2 separate regions of the Homo sapiens genome follow, and region 2 is linked to region 1. Evidence: chromatin loops called from intact Hi-C (ENCODE). Cell type or tissue: gastrocnemius medialis. All regions are shown on one strand.

What was found. A loop is a pair of places that touch in the nucleus more often than their neighbours do. Peaks named below come from ENCODE experiments on the same cell type or tissue, not always from the same donor. Only the 100,000 strongest peaks of a DNase experiment are listed, where the experiment ranks them.
Region 2: it touches region 1 in a loop (2.1-fold over the local background); 6 of 110 quality-filtered maps call a loop at or near these places.

What each region holds. Positions count from the first base shown.
Region 1 is chr1:203,772,017-203,780,016 of GRCh38, forward strand. It overlaps LAX1 (lymphocyte transmembrane adaptor 1), which reads left to right. Exons shown (of 5, transcript NM_017773.4): 4 at 52-131; 5 at 1,859-4,356. The coding sequence ends at 2,665. Among named protein-coding and RNA genes, the nearest start is that of LAX1, 11 kb to the left of the region's middle. RefSeq lists an enhancer at 727-1,302. In gastrocnemius medialis, a CTCF peak has its summit at 4,846; DNase peaks (open chromatin) are centred at 215 and 4,828; H3K4me3 peaks cover 511 bases; H3K27ac peaks cover 2,773 bases.
Region 2 is chr1:203,659,605-203,667,604 of GRCh38, forward strand. The region is part of intron 1 of ATP2B4 (ATPase plasma membrane Ca2+ transporting 4); the gene reads left to right. Among named protein-coding and RNA genes, the nearest start is that of ATP2B4, 37 kb to the left of the region's middle. In gastrocnemius medialis, a CTCF peak has its summit at 3,776; DNase peaks (open chromatin) are centred at 2,157 and 3,907; H3K27ac peaks cover 3,013 bases.

The sequences.
Region 1 (8,000 bases):
GAAGCACTCAGAGGACTGGCTATCTTCAGGATTTGTTCTCTGTCCTTTCAGGGAGACATGAGTCGAGGAGTATGCGCATTTTCAGTACTGAGAGCCTCCTCTCCAGAAATTCTGAGAGCCCGGAGCATGTGGTAAGAGTCAAGCTTCTTGGGAGAATGACATGTCTCTGGCAGAAGAACTGCGGGGAAAGAGTTATAGGGCTTAGATCTGGTTTCACTGCAAACAAACAGCATGCCCTTTGGCACTCGCCCTGCAGTCCTATTAATAAATTGGGAAGACTAGCCTCAGGATCTCCTATACCCAAAAAGAAAAATTAAGGACAGAGGCAAGTGCTTGGAGTTATAAAAAGGGCACCAGGGTACAGATATTCAAGTGCATAATGTCAGAACTAAAATTGATTGGTATATTTTTTTTTCTTTTTTCTTTTTTGAGATGGAGTCTTGTTCTGTCACCCAGGCTGGAGTGCAGTGGTGCGATCTCGGCTCACTGCAACTTCTGCTTCCCAGGTTCAAGCAGTTCACCTGCCTCAGCCTCCCAAGTAGCTGGGATTACAGGCATGCGCCACCACGCCCAGCTAATTTTTGTATTTTTAGTAGAGACGGGGTTTCACCATGTTGGCCAGGATGGTCTCAATCTCTTGACCTTTTCATCCACCCGCCTTGGCCTCCCAAAGTGCTGAGATTACAGGCATGAGCCACCGTGCCCAGCATTTTTTTTTTTTCTTTTTTTGCTCACTCCAACCTCTGCTTCCTGGGCTCAAGCAATCCTCCCACCTCATCCCCCCAAGTAGCTGGGACCACAGGCACACACCACCACGCCTGGCTAACTTTCATATTTTGTGTAGAGATGGGGTTTCACCATATTGCCCAGGCTGGTCTCAAACACCTGAGCTCAAGCAATCTGCCCGCCTTGGCCTCCCAAAGTGCTGAGATTACAGGTGTGAGCCACCATACCCTGCCAATTGATTGTTTTAACAAAGACATGACAACATGTTTATTCAAATGAATGTTGCTCCTTTCAAAGTGATCACCTCAGGAGGGTATGCAAATATTCCAACAATGCCATTGGTGCTCAAAACACACTTAAAAACCTGCTTTGGATATTACTTGCAGGGCTTATGTCAATTATTTCAATTACCCTCAGGAGCAGAAATATCTGTTAAGTCATTCAGCACTGTAGCTGATATAGAAAGTGTTTGATCAAATGAGGTTGTTATAGGACCAACAGGTTTGTGTGTCTGCTGCCCGGTAACAGAACATACACTGTCACTACTAAAAATACAAAATATTAGTCGGGCAGTGGTAGGAGGCACCTGTAATCCCAGCTACTCAGGAGGTTGAGGCGGGAGAATCGATTGAACACGGGAGGCAGAGATTGCAGTGAGCTGAGATTGCTCTACTGCACTCCAGCTTGGGCGACGAGAGCGAAACTCCTTCTCAAAAACAAAAATAAAAACAAACTTATGATGTAAATATTATGATAATCTTCATTTTATAAATTAGGAAATGAAGACACCGAGAGATTAGGTCAGGTGCTCATACTCACTTGGCACAAAGTGGTGAGGCTAGGATTTGTACCTTTAGTCTAAGCCTCACCTTTAGCCACTATGTTGTACTGCCTCTCAGTGGGCTCTTCAGTTGATAATATTTTCGTCCCACCCGCACCCCCCCACCAATTGATTCCCATACTGTGGCCAAAAACTAGTTGTGATTTATCATCACATTTGCACTGTTGCTCTTCTTTTTTTTTTTTTTTTTTTTTTTTTTTTCAGAATATGCCAGTGGTATTTTCCAAGAAGAAAGGCTTTGTCCATATTTCTGCTTGCATCTGACCACTGGCTTCCTTTTCTTCTTCATAGCCCTCCCAAGCAGGCAATGCCTTCCAGGAGCATACAGCCCACATCCATGCCACAGAGTACGCGGTGGGTATCTATGACAACGCCATGGTCCCCCAGATGTGTGGGAACCTCACTCCCTCGGCACACTGCATCAATGTCAGAGCTTCCAGAGACTGCGCAAGCATTTCTTCAGAGGATTCGCATGATTATGTCAATGTCCCCACAGCAGAAGAGATTGCTGAGACTCTAGCTTCTACCAAAAGCCCTTCCAGAAATCTCTTTGTTCTTCCCAGTACCCAGAAGCTGGAGTTTACTGAGGAAAGAGATGAGGGCTGTGGAGATGCTGGTGACTGCACCAGTTTGTATTCTCCAGGAGCTGAGGACAGTGATTCACTCAGCAATGGAGAAGGTTCTTCTCAGATCTCAAATGACTATGTCAACATGACAGGGTTGGATCTCAGTGCCATCCAGGAAAGGCAGCTCTGGGTGGCTTTTCAGTGCTGCAGAGACTATGAAAATGTTCCAGCAGCAGATCCCAGTGGAAGCCAGCAGCAGGCTGAGAAAGATGTGCCATCCTCAAACATAGGTCATGTCGAGGACAAGACAGATGATCCCGGGACCCATGTCCAATGTGTCAAAAGGACATTCCTTGCTTCAGGGGATTATGCAGACTTTCAGCCATTCACACAGAGTGAGGACAGTCAGATGAAACATAGAGAAGAGATGTCAAATGAGGACTCCAGTGACTATGAAAATGTGCTAACTGCCAAGTTAGGAGGCAGGGACTCTGAGCAGGGGCCTGGCACTCAGCTCCTTCCTGATGAATGAAGACCCAGGTACCCAGCCATAAAGCCACATTGAGTAGTCTATCCCATAGGATTGACTACTGCAGAGTCTAGTGCAGACCCGTGATCACCTTAGTGCTTCAGTGGATTCACTGGTTAGATTAAAAAGAGGCTGAGATGAGCAGTGAACTAAGAGGCCACACAAAAGCAGAGGTTTGGGAATTCCAGAAGGGAATTCTTCTCAAGCAGAGTGTGGTTATCTCCTGTACCAGCCTAAGAATGTTTGCTGAAACTGCTTCCTAGAACTGTGAAGAAAGCAGGAAAGTAGTGCACAGTAGTCTAAGATTATTACCTTCATTAATACCAACAGGCTGCAAAGCAAGAGTATAGATTATTGTATAATCCAGTCAGAGGTCAAAAGGAAGGAAGAAGTTGGAGTGGAGTGGGGTGGGCAATTTCCATTTTAAAGAGTGTAGGCAGGCCAGGTGCAGTGGCTCATGCCTGTAATCCCAGCATTTTGGTAGGCCGAGGAGGGCAGATCACTTGGTGCCAGGAGTTCTAGACCAGCCTGGCCAACATGACCCATCTTTACTAAAAATACAAAAATTAGCCAGGCGTGGTGGTGTGCCCCTGTAATCCCAGCTACTCAGGAGGCTGAAGCAGGAGAATCGCTTGAACCCGGGAGGTGGAGGTTGCAGCAAGCCGAGATTGTGCCACTGTACTCCAGCCTGGTGACAGAGCGAGACTCCCTCTCAAAAAAAAAAACAAACAAAAAAGAAGTGTGGGCAACCAAATGTAGGTAAGGATGAAGAAGAACAGGAACTCTCACTGGTGGCTGATGGGATTGCAAAGCGTCAGGGCAGCTTTGAAAAACTTTTCAGCAGTTTCTTATAAGCATAACTTATCATATGGCCCAGCCATTTCACTACTAGAAATTGACGCAAGTGAACTGAAAACTTATGTTCACACAAAAACTCGCACATGACTGTTTATAGCAGCTTCATTCATAATTACCAAAAACTAGAAATAACCCAGATATCCTTCAACAGGTGATTGGATAAGCTGTTGATATCCATTCCTTGAGTTTATCCATACTCAACAGTAAAAAATGAACTCTTGGTTCACACAATAATATAGACATATCTTAAATCCATTTTGCTAAGTGAAAGAAGCTAGGCCTAAAAGTCTACATGTTGGGCGATTCTATTTATATGACATTCTGGAAAAGGCAAAACTATAGGGATGAAGAACAGATCAGTTGTTGTCAGGTTTGAGAAAAGGAGGGAAGTTTGCTACAAAGGGGCTGCAAAGGGAATAGGCTGATGGAGCTGTTCTGTATGGTACTGTGTGGTGGATACATGACAATATCCATTTGCAAACACAAGAACTATACACATGGCCAGGCGCGGTGGCTCACACCCGTAATCCCAGCACTTTGCGGGGCCGAGGCAGGGGAACACAAGGTCAGGAGATCAAGACTGTCCTGGACAACATGGTGAAACCCTGTCTCTACTGTCTCTAACATTTGTAAACCTGTCTCTAATTTGTAATTTGTAAACCCTGTCTCTCATATTTGTAAAACTACAAAAATTAGCTTGGCATGGTGGTGTGCGCCTGTAGTCCCAGCTACTAGGAGGCTGAGGCAGGAGAATCACTTGAACCAGGAAGGCGGACTGCATTCCAGCCTGGGCAACAGAGAAAGACTCTGTCTCAAAAAAAAAAAAAAAAAAAAAAAACTGTACACTAGACAAAGGGGCTTTTATTGTATGCAAATTTTTTAAAAATGAACAGACTGTCAAGGGAACCCAGGATGGTATGCAAATTGTGGCAAATGAATCTAATTGTATTATAAATGTATGATATCAACTCACTGAAAGGGATGGGGAAAAAAGAACTGACAAAGTTGGAAAACAATGTTTTGACTTATAACTGTAGATAAGGACACAAAGAACTGTATACAAAAACTGCACTCTGGTTGGTAAATTTGTATCTCACAGAGGCATGGCTTAGCAATTCTAAAACGACTTTATATGTATATTTGGGTTAAATAAGTCAATCTATTGTAGATAAGGAGAGACAGGTTAGTGTAAGAATTGAATTGCAGGGCACCCAACTGGTGTCCAGAAAGCTGGAAAATTGGTCAGCTGTTGGGGGGAGAAAATCCACACATCTGGTGTCAGAAGTGTCGTGAGTGAAAACAGACCATCACTCCACCAAGTGGCCAGCATTTAAATTCATGCCACACAGAGGGAACCATGACAGTCTGGTACTGATGACCATGCAGGGTTAGCCAGGGCAGCAGCAAGCGCATCGAAAGGACAATCCCATAGTCAAGTAAGGAGAAGTTTGTATCATATGTGAGAATGAAGCTTAAATGGACTGAACAAAATCTTAAACATTGGCATGACAGAATTCTCATAACTAAGAGGGGATGAAAAGTTATGAGATCTAAATTAGAAGTTATGAAGACATCTGTCACCCAGTAAGGGTGGGAGGGACAACGTATCAGTTGGGGGCAGGTCCTGGAATAAACTAAGCCAGCTCTTTTTTATTTTTTGAGATGGAGCTTTGGTCTTGTCACCCAGGCTGGAGTGCAATGGCATGATCTTGGCTCACTGCAACCTCCACCTCCCAAGTTCAAGCAATTCTCCTGCCTTCGCCTCCCAAGTAGCTGAGATTACAGGCGCCTGCTACCATGGTAATTTTGTATTTTTAGTAGAGATGGGGTTTCACCATGTTGGTTAGGCTGGTCTCGAACTTCTGACCTCAGGTGATCCACCTGCTGTGGCCTCCCAAAGTGCTGGAATTACAGGCGTGAGCCACCACACTGGGCCTTAAGGCAGCTCTTGCTTGTTTACACACCAACAAGCTGGATACCTCAATCAGCCAGTCACACTTACATACTCTCCCAAATCAAGAATGATTAATGCACTGTAGATTGTCTCATATTTAGATACGTAACTTTTCTGTTTATTTCTTGTTTTAAGAAATTTTTGCAAATGAATCAATGAAAAATTTTTTATTGAATGTTAATTTTTTTCTTTCCATTTATGGTTTTGTTTTCTCACATTAGTTGCCAGGAAATGTTGACTAATTGTCTTATCTCATACACTCGATGATGCTAAATATGAGGAAATTTTTTCAAGATTAGGATAGGATGAAAAAGTAGATATAAAGATAACCAAGGCCAGGTACAGTGGCTCACGCCTATAATCCCAGCTCTGTGGGAGGCCACGGCAGGCAGATGACTTCAGCCCAGGGGTTCAAGACCAGCCTGGGCAACATGGTAAAACCCATCTCTACAAAAAATACAAAAATTAGCTAGACATGGTGGTGCCTGCCTGTAGTTCCAGCTACTCGGGAGGCTGAGGTGGGAGGATCACTTGAGCCCAAGAGGTTGAGGCTGCAGTGAGCCATATTCTTGCCTCTGCATTCCAGCCTGGGTGATAGCAAGACTCTGCCTCAAACAAACAAAGATAACTAACCCATTTTGATTCCTTAATTAGTTAAATAAAATGAATTAATTACCCAAACCTACATTATATTGATTGTGTCTTCATTCAGGATACTGTTTAGTACAAAATACAGAGGTTTGCTAAGTTCCCTCCTTCCCTCTAGAAGCACCCACCCTCTAATGGTGAATGGAAGATGAGGTCTTGCTGTCCCTCTGGCATCTGTTCTCCTTCAGCACCCCCTTACTATGACAGGCTTTATCGTCAATTCTGGGTTTCCTGTGGGCTGAGGGCCTATACTGACTTGCAAATATTTCCAGAAACTCTCAGTCAATAAGCCGGTGTCCTGCTCCCCTGAAGTTAGAGAGAAATGGAAGTAAACAGGCCTCCCTTTCCTCTTACCAATCGTTTCCTTCAGCATTCCCAGCTCCAGACTGGGAAGGTAGATGTCTGTTTCTACCCTGAAGAGTTAGGATCATTTCAGAAGAATATGACAACATAGCCAGAAAACTCTAACTTTTTCTTTTATCTCCGATGCTTCTTTGACTCTCCAGGGGAAATGAAAGGAACCTGAAGCCCTTCACAAGAGCGCAATTTCCCATGCAGGGCCAGCTTCCTGGACGTGCTGCCTAAGCAGTTGCATGGGGCCTGGCACTCAGAAGGGCCCTGCACTTGGTTTAATATTGTGATGTTGCCATCTTGAAATTCTTACCTTTGAAAGAAATTCTTATCTTTGAACTCGTGTTTTGTAAATGAAGTCTGTTGGGACAATGGAGAATGCACATGGGAAGAGAAGATACTCATAATATGCATGTCCATCATCCATTGCCTCCCATTTATATATAGTTTTTGCAGTGCCTTATGAGTAAAGAATTCTGGCAGACCCACATTTCATGGAAGTTCAGCATGATTCAGAGTGGGTAAGTCAGAGGCACTGGAACCAGAGCGACTCCATCTTAAATGGCAGCTGGGTAAAATGAGGCTGAGACCTGCTGGGCTGCATTCCCAGAAGGTTAGGCATTCTTAGTCACAGAATGAGATAGGTGGTCGGCACAAGATACAGGTCACAAAGACCTTACTGATAAAACAGGCTGCGATAAAGAAGCCAGCCAAAACCCATCGAAACCAAGATGGCGACGAGAGTGACCCCTAGTCATCCTCACTGCTCATTATATGCTCATTAGAATGCATTAGCATGCTAAAAGACACTCCTACCGGCACCATGACAGTTTACAAATGCCATAGCAATGTCTAGAAGTTACCCTCTATGGTCTGAAAGGAAGATGAACCTTTAGTTTTGGGAAATCTCCACCCCTTTCCCAGTAAACTAATGAATAATCTGCCCCTTGTTTAGCATATGATCAAGAGATAAACATGAAAGGCCAGGCGTGGTGTCTCATGCCTGTAATCCCAGCACTTTGGGAGGCCGAGGCAGGCAGATCACTTGAGGTCAGGAGTTTGAGACCAGCCTGGCCAGCATGGTGAAACCCCGTCTCTACCAAAAATAGAAAAATTAGCCAGGTGTGGTGGCACACACCTGTAATCCCAACTACTTGGGAGGCTGAGGCAGGAGAATCACTTAAACCTGGGAGGCAGAGGTTGCAGTGAGCCAAGATCACTGCACTCTAGCCTGGGTGACAGAGCAAGACTCTATCTCAAGAAAAAATAAATAAGTAAAAAATAAAGCTGGCATTAGGCTGGGCACTGTGGCTCATGCCTGTAATCCCAGCACTTTGAGAGGCAGAGGCAGGCAGATCACCTGAGGTCAGGAGTTCGAGACTAGCCTGGCCAACATGGTGAAACCCCATCTCTACTAAAAATACAAAAATTAGCCAGGCTTTGTCACGGGCACCTGTAATCCCAGCTACTTGGGAGGCTGAGGCAGGAGAATTGCTTGAACCCAGGAGGCGGAGGTTGTAGTGAGCC
Region 2 (8,000 bases), 110 kb before region 1:
AGTGAGTTCTGATCATGCCACTGCATTCCAGCCTGAGTAACAGAGCAAGACCCTGTCTCAAAAAATAAAAATAAAAATTAGCTAGGCATGTGGGGGAAGCCTGTAGTTCTAGCTACTGGGGAGGCTGAAGCGGGAAGATTGCTCCATCCAGCCTGGTTGGCAGGGTGAGACCCTGTTGCTAAAAAAAATATATAAAAAGCTGGGTGTGGTGGCTCACGCCTGTAATTCCAGCACTTTGGGAGGCCAAGGCAGGTGGATCACAAGATCAGGAGTTCAAGATCAGCCTGGCCAAAATGGTGAAATCCTGTCTCTACTAAAAACACAAAAATTAGCCGGGCGTGGTGGCAGGTGCCTGTAATCTCAGCTACTCGGGAGGCTGAGGCAGGAGAATCGCTTGAACCTGGGAGCTGGAGGTTGCAGTGAGCCAAGATTGTGCCACTGCACTCCAGCCTGGGCGGCAGAGCAAGACTCCATCTCAAAAAAAAAAAAAAAAAAAGAAAGAAAGAAAGAAAGAAACTTGTCCAAGGTCACAGAGCTTGGATTCCAATCCAAGTATTTGAAATTCAACCCAAGCTACTTTTCCCTTTACCATGTGGTAGATTTTTTCTCTCTAATGCCAAAACATCATGTAACAGCCAAGACCATGAGTTTTTTGGACCTGGGTTTATGGTCCAGTTTCACCACAAGTTAACTGCAGAGCTTTAGGCCTCAGTTCCTTCAGTTGTTGAAAGAGGATAAAAATAGCTATCACAAAAGGTAGTAGGTTGGAAGATCGTGAGAATGCACGCCATTGGGGTGAGAATGTATCACTTGGGGTGGTGGAGATAAAAAATGAGGTCCCAGTTCAATGTAACAGCCGATGAATAGGCTCCTAGGGAGCAGTAAGAAGAGAACGGAGGTGGGGGGTGGGGGGAGGCCTGGGCACAGTGGCTCACGCCTGTAATTCCAGCACTTTGGGAGACCGAGGTGGGCAGATCGTGAGGTCAAGAGATCGAGACCAGCCTGGCCAACATGGTGAAACCCCATCTCTGCTGAAAATACAAAAATTAGCTGGGCATGGTGTGAGCACCTGTAATCCCAGCTACTTGGGAGGCTGAGGCAGGAGAATTGCTTGAACCTGGGAGACGGAGGTTGCAGTGAGCCAAGATCGCACCACTGCACTCCAGCCTAGCAAGGGTGAGACTCTGTCTCAAAAAAATAAATAAATAAGAAGAAGAGCACAGGGACTGGGCACGGTGGCTCATGCCTGTAGTCCCAGCACTTTGGGAGGCCGAGGCAGGCGGATCACTTGAGGTTAGGAGTTCGAGACCAGCTTGGCAACATGGTGAAACCCTGTCTCTACTAAAAATACAAAAATTAGCCGGGCATGGTGGGGTGGCCCTCTAGTTCCAGCTATTTGGGAGGCCGAGGCAGGAGAATTGCTTGAACCCAGGAAGCAGAGGTTACAGTGAGCTGAGATCGCGCCACTGCACTCCAGCCAGAGCAACAAGAGAGAAACTTTGTCTAAAAAAAAAAAAAACTTTCCCAAGGTCAAATGGGTAGTGATCTGGGATTTGGGCTGTCTGTCCACAGAGCTTATGCTCTTAATCTCTGCACCATACTTTAAGAGGTGAATGATCACTGAGAAAGAGAGCTCTCATGTCTGGAAAGCACCTCAAAGGCAATATTATGAAAAAAGTGTGGCTTCTGCCAAAGTCGGGTTTGGATTCTGGCTTGGCTTCTTACTGTGTGAGCCTAGACAAAGTATTTAGCCAGTTTTCTCCTCTGTAAAATGGGAGTGATACGACCCATTTCCCAAGGTTGTTGAGAGGATCAAATGAGATACTAATACAGAGTGATCAAAAAGCCTGGAGACTTAGTTCCCCATCTTGGGTCAGGAAAGCCTTAGCTGTACCTGCTGTAACCAGGTGCCTGTGTTCTCTGAGCTGATGATGGGGTGACTTTGGGAGAGGAGAGGATGAACACAGATGCCTTTCTCCTGCTCTTTGAAAAGGTGATTTGTCTACCCTATGCCCACCACCCTCAATGCACTCCCACCATTGTCTCCTACCACACACAAGCATGCTGCATGGTATTCAGAAAGCCCAGTCTGTTTCTCCACCCCTTTGCCTTGTCACTCAGCTTTGCCAGGTCCCTTGAGTTCTTTGATGTTGTGCCAGGCTCTGTGTGGGCTCCCAGCCCTGGGCGTGTCTGTGGTGACTGACCTGTGCCCCACTGGCCTCCACCTCCATTACCACAATGGATCTGAACTCTCGGTGACAGCAGCTGCTGGTCCACATCTGGAATTTAGCTCTGCTCTTCCCTTCTCCACCCTTCTCACCTGTCTATACCAGGATGACTCTTCCATCTGCTCTTCTTCCTTCTCCTATTTTTATTTATTTATTTTACTGTGATAAAATATACAGAACATAAAATTTGCCATCTTCACCTTTTTTTTTTTTTGAGATGGAGTCTCACTCAGTTGCCCAGGCTGGGGTGCAGTGGCACGATCTCACTGCAAGCTCTGCCTCCGGGTTTCACACCATTCTCCTGCCTCAGCCTCCCGAGTAGCTGGGACTGCAGGTGCCTGCCACCACGCCCGACTAATTTCTTTTTGTATTTTTAGTAGAGACAGGGTTTCACCGTGTTAGCCAGGATGGTCTCGATCTCCGGACCTCATGATCCACCCGTCTCAGCCTCCCAAAGTGTTGGGATTACAGGCATGAGCCACCGCTCCCAGCTTATCTTAACCATTTTTAAGTAGACCGTTCAGTGGTACTAACTACATTCCCAGTGTAGGTTTCCCATCACCATCATCCATGTCTAGAACTTCTCCTTCATCCCAAACTGAAACTCTGTACCCATTAAACAATAATGCCCATTCCCCACTCCATCCAGCCTGTGGTAACCTCCACTCTACTTCCTGTCTCTATGAATTTGCCTATTCTACATACTTCATATGAATAGAATTATACTGTATTTGTTTGTGTGTGTGTGACTGGCTTATTTCACTTAGCATAATGTTTTCAAGGTTCATCCGTGTGGCAGCATGTGTCAGAACATCCTTCCTTGAATAATAATTCCATTGTATGGATGTGCCACACTTGTTTGTCCATTCATCTGCCCATGGAGGCCCTCCTTTTTTAAATCACATTTTTTGGGTATATCATAATTTGCAGTAATATGAAGAGAATAGCCTACTCTTTCCTTGTAGCAGGAAACTGAGGAGGGTCACTCTCCCAGATAGTGGAAGGCAGGTGGAATTGAGTGTGCTGTTTATAAACTCTGTCCTGAGGTTTTACTCTTCCAGAGGTCTCTTTTCTCGACAAATACTTAATGCGCATGACATCACCTGAACCCAGAAGTGCTAGCTAGAGAGAAGTGATTATCTGGGGCCAGAACCTTGCATTTGCTTGCCTTCCTAGGGAAAGACCCTATTGTTAACCCTGGAGATTCCCTCCTTTCAATGCTGAAGGCCTTTAAAGGGTCTAGAGACTGTAGAGCAACATTTTGTTTCCTGTTTATATTTTTTGGGTTTGTGTTTGCTTTTGTTTTTTGCATTTCTTCCCCTTGTCAGTCTTTGTCCTTCCTGGTCCTGATGCACTTCAATATTTCTGGATGTGCTGTACTATAATCATAGGCCTTCTTAATATGGGTGTATCCTGTCTTCTTTATTTAGAATTCTGCGGACTGGGAATTCCCTAAGGGAAAGAGCCTTCTTCCTTTCTTTTTCTAATCTTCCTCCACCCTTTTTTGTTCTCCTCCCTTTTGTACCTCCACAACACACCAGGAGGTGTACCGCCTCCATCTAGACCACAAACTGTACTCTCAGGGTACCCATGGCCAAGAAGAATGACACACACACACATCACACATACATTCAGCATGTCTCACTGTTACCTCTGAGAGGAAGTAGGAGAACCTATATTAATCCTCTGAGCTCATCAGGACAGGAATCCCCAGCTCCAATGTCCTGGGTTGGGCCTAGAATTATCCCACTATTTTCTACAGGCTGCTCTCTCTCTCTCTTTTTTTTTTTTTAAGCAAGGTCTTGCTCTGTCACCATGCTAGAGTGCAGTGGTGTGATCATAGCTTACCGCAGCTTCAAACTCCTGGGCTCAAGCAATCTTCCCTCCTCAGCCTCCTAAGTAGTGGGGACTACAGGCACATGCTACCACACCCAGCTAATTTTTTATTTTTTGTAGAGACGGTGTCTCACTGTATTGCCCAGGCTGGTCTCAAACTCCTGGCCTCAAGCGATCCTCCTGCCTCGGCCTCCTGAGTCTCTGGGATTACAGGCATGAGCCACTGTGCCCAGCCTCTTCTCTCCAATTTCTTTTAGGACCTTGTAGTATGGAGTATGCCTTAGCTTCTTCTAGGCTCTTCCTGTGGTTGCATGGCCTTAACTGAGTGAGTCACTTCACCTTTAAGACCATATGCTCTAAAATCTGTCAAAGAATGATATTGTCAGTCCTGTCTATCTTAAAAGATTGTTGCAAAGATCAAATGTCAGAGTGCTTTGAAAACTGTGAAGCATTATCCACATGTGAGTTCTTAACAGAGTTCCTTTACTCTCATGAACTCTTTCTGTCTTTTTACTTAGTCTTGCTGACACCACTTAAAAAGGAACCTCAGACAGATAGATTCCCCAGATATAGCTGCAAAAATTAGAGATTCTGGAGAAGTCTGGGAATGGGGAGTACCAATGTCCTCCTGGTACACAGAGCCAAGGGTCCAGATCCAGGACTGGAAAGTATAGGAACACGGTGGCCAGAGGCACGGGGAGGCTCTGACAGAGGGGCAGGAGCAGTTTGCCTCCACTGTTCAGTGGCTTCTTAAGATACTTGATCTTCATCCAAGGGCAAGGGCCTTTGCACATGAAAAAAGTAATAATCCTTTCAACTTTGGTATGGGGTAGATGACTTTTTGATCCCCATTTTTTTAGATGAGGAAATGAAGGCTCAGGGAGAATGGATTTGGAGGAGGTTTGGCTGAGAGGCACTGGTGCTACTTGGGAAGGACTTCATGGGAGAGCCTGTGAGCTGTGAGGGGCAGGAGCCTGGCCCGGGTGCAGGGGCCCCACGGGGCTGGCCACTTTGACATCTTCAGCTCTGGCTCTGGTGCATCCCCATGTCAAACTGGATTCACTACTGGTTTTCTTCCTTAGATATTTTTCAGGATTTGGTGACCCAAGGGAATGCCAGGTTGACAGTTAACTGCACCTGCTAGTCCTTAAGGTACTTTTATTTTATTTTATTTTATTTTTGAGACAGAGTCTCGCTCTGTCACCCAGGCTGGAGTGCAGTGGCGCGATCTTGGCTCACTGCAAGCTCCGCCTCCCGGGTTCACGCCATTCTCCTGCCTCAGCCTCCCGAGTAGCTGGGACTACAGGCGCCTGCCACCGCGCCTGGCTAATTTTTTGTGTTTTTAGTAGAGATGGACTTTCACCGTGGTCTCAATCTCCTGACCTCGTGATCTGCCCACCTCAGCCTCCCAAAGTGCTGGGATTACAGGCGTGAGCCACCGCACCCGGCCCTTAAGGTACTTTTAAAGATTTTAGAAAGGTGAATATAGCCCACAGGAGCAAGGCCCATCTGGCAAAACTTAGGGTGGATTTCATCTCCCAAACCACCTCCTTACCTGGTGCCCATGTTCAGGGCACATGCTACCTGACTGTATGTAGCAGCTCTGAAAAGAGAAGGTTCCCCTCTGCTCAGGGTGAGCCCTTAGTGGGAGGCCCACGCTGTGATGAGCTCTCTCCTGCAGCAGCTTGATGGCCACAAGCTGGCAGCAGGGGAAACCCTAGAGGTTTTGGGTAGGCACAGGCTAGCAGGCGTGGGAGATGTTTCTGCCCTTCCTTTGACACCCAATACAGATTTCTTTGCCTCAGGTGTCTCTGCCCCTGTCCTGCTTTCCTGTCAAGATTGTGTAGCCTTGGCCGGGCTCGGTGGCTCACGCCTGTAATCCCAACACTTTGGGAGGCCAAGATGGGCGGATCACGAGGTCAGGAGTTCAAGACCAGCCTGGCCAATATGGTGAAACCCTGTCTCTACTAAAAATACAAAAATTAGCCAGGCACAGTGGTGCGTGCCTGTAGTCCCAGGTACTCAGGAGGCTGAGGCAGGAGAATCACTTGAACCCGGGAGGCGGAGGTTGCAGTGAGCCGAGATTCACAGCACTGCACTCCAGCCTGGTGACAGAGCTAGACTCCATCTCAAAAAAAAAAAAAAAAATTGTGTAGCCTTTTTATCCAGTGCTCAGCACAATATTTTGCTAATACATGCTTAAATGTAAAATGAGGGGATTTGTTTAGACTTTTCCATCTACGTGGCTATGATTATGGGATTCTTGTTTGATGTAGTTGGTGGGAAAAGCAGAGGACATGCTCCCTGAAAAGACCAGGAACTTACTGGCTAGTATTGTTACTGGTGATAAAATTGTGACAGGTCTGACCTGCCTCCTAGCTTGTGGTCAGCCTACCTGCTTTGAGAAGGTGGTGGAGCATACGTGGTAATTAACCTACAGTGGTGCCACAGTTGCTGCTTCTGGGTAGAGCAGAGCGGTGAGCAACTCTGTCTCCTTTCCAAGCTGGCACCAGCTCAGGAGGAAGCATCCAAGGGGATTCTCATAAGCCACAGAGAACTGCCCATGAGTATGAAAGGGAATTCCTGGGCCAGGTGGCCACACTCAGCTGACAGCTCCTGCTGGGAGGAATGGTAGCATTTTGGTTTCTTACAATGTTCTCCATCTGGCTCCTTTGAAATGAGAGTTGAAAGGGTCCTGACCAGGGGACCTGCAGGAGGTGGACAGCAAGGCAGGCCTCAATTCTGGAAACAGCACCTCCACACATCACTTCTGGGGATAATTATCTCATCTGCCCTCTTTCAGGCAAAACTCAGAGTCTTTGGAGGGCCTTCGCTTTCCCAAAGTAGCTTAATTTTGGCCCCCGTTCTTCGTGCCTCCTAGGTTTTGTTGGGTGGACATTTAACATAGTAGAAAGCTGACTCCTCTTCCTATTAACCTCCTAGGTTTATCTCACCATCTGAATAGGGCCTTATAATCCTACAAATGAGGCCTCTCTCCCTATGCTCACCAGGAAAAATTGAACTCTCAAGACTGTCCATTTTCTTTGCCCTGTTATGGAAACTTCTCTTCCTTTTGCCATATCCCCCTCTTATCTTGGCTCTTGAAACTATTCCCTTAGGAAGAAAAAGGCAGTTCCCTTCCTGCCCTTCTTTTGAACCAAACTTCTGTTTGTGGTCTTGGAAACCATGACAACCTGGCCTAAGAAGCCACTTTGACCATCTTGGAAGTTAATATTTCAGTGCTGTGTACTCACAATTGTGAGCTCTCTAGCACCTTTTTGCTTTTGTTTTGTTTCGTTTTAAGATAGGGTCTCACTTTGTCATCCAGGCTGGAGTACAGTGGTGCCATCTCCACTCACTGCAACCTCTGCGTCCCAGGTTCAGGAGATCCTCCCACCTCAGCCTCCAGAGTAGCTGGGACTATAGGTGCGCACCACCATGCCTGGCTAATTTTTGTATATTTTGTAGAGATGGGGTTTCACCATGTTGCTCCAGCTGGTCTCGAACTCCTGGATTCAAGCAATCTGCCCACCTCAGCCTCCCACAATGCAGGGATTACAGGTGTGAATCATTGTGCCCTGCCTCTAGCACTTTTTTCCAAAGGGGGACAGAAGCCCGTGATCTACTGAGAGGAGAAAGTTTCAAACAAAGCAACCCTAGATAATCCTTCTACAAGTACATTAGCAAAGGAGCAATGTTCCCTGTAGGTTCTAGGGAGTGGATATGGGCAGCATTCGCTGGCAGTCTGGAGTAAGGTTCTGGAGTGTGGCCTATACTTATTTTTCCTGTGCTCTTTTCTTCTTTCCTCTTCTCACAATTGCTCAGTTACTCAGTAGACTAGTGTTGGAGGTAGCTATCTTTTCGCTTACACCAACTTTTTTTTCTTTCTTCTCCTCGATATGTTTGTCCTTCTTGCTCGGGTGCTACCTTTTAAAG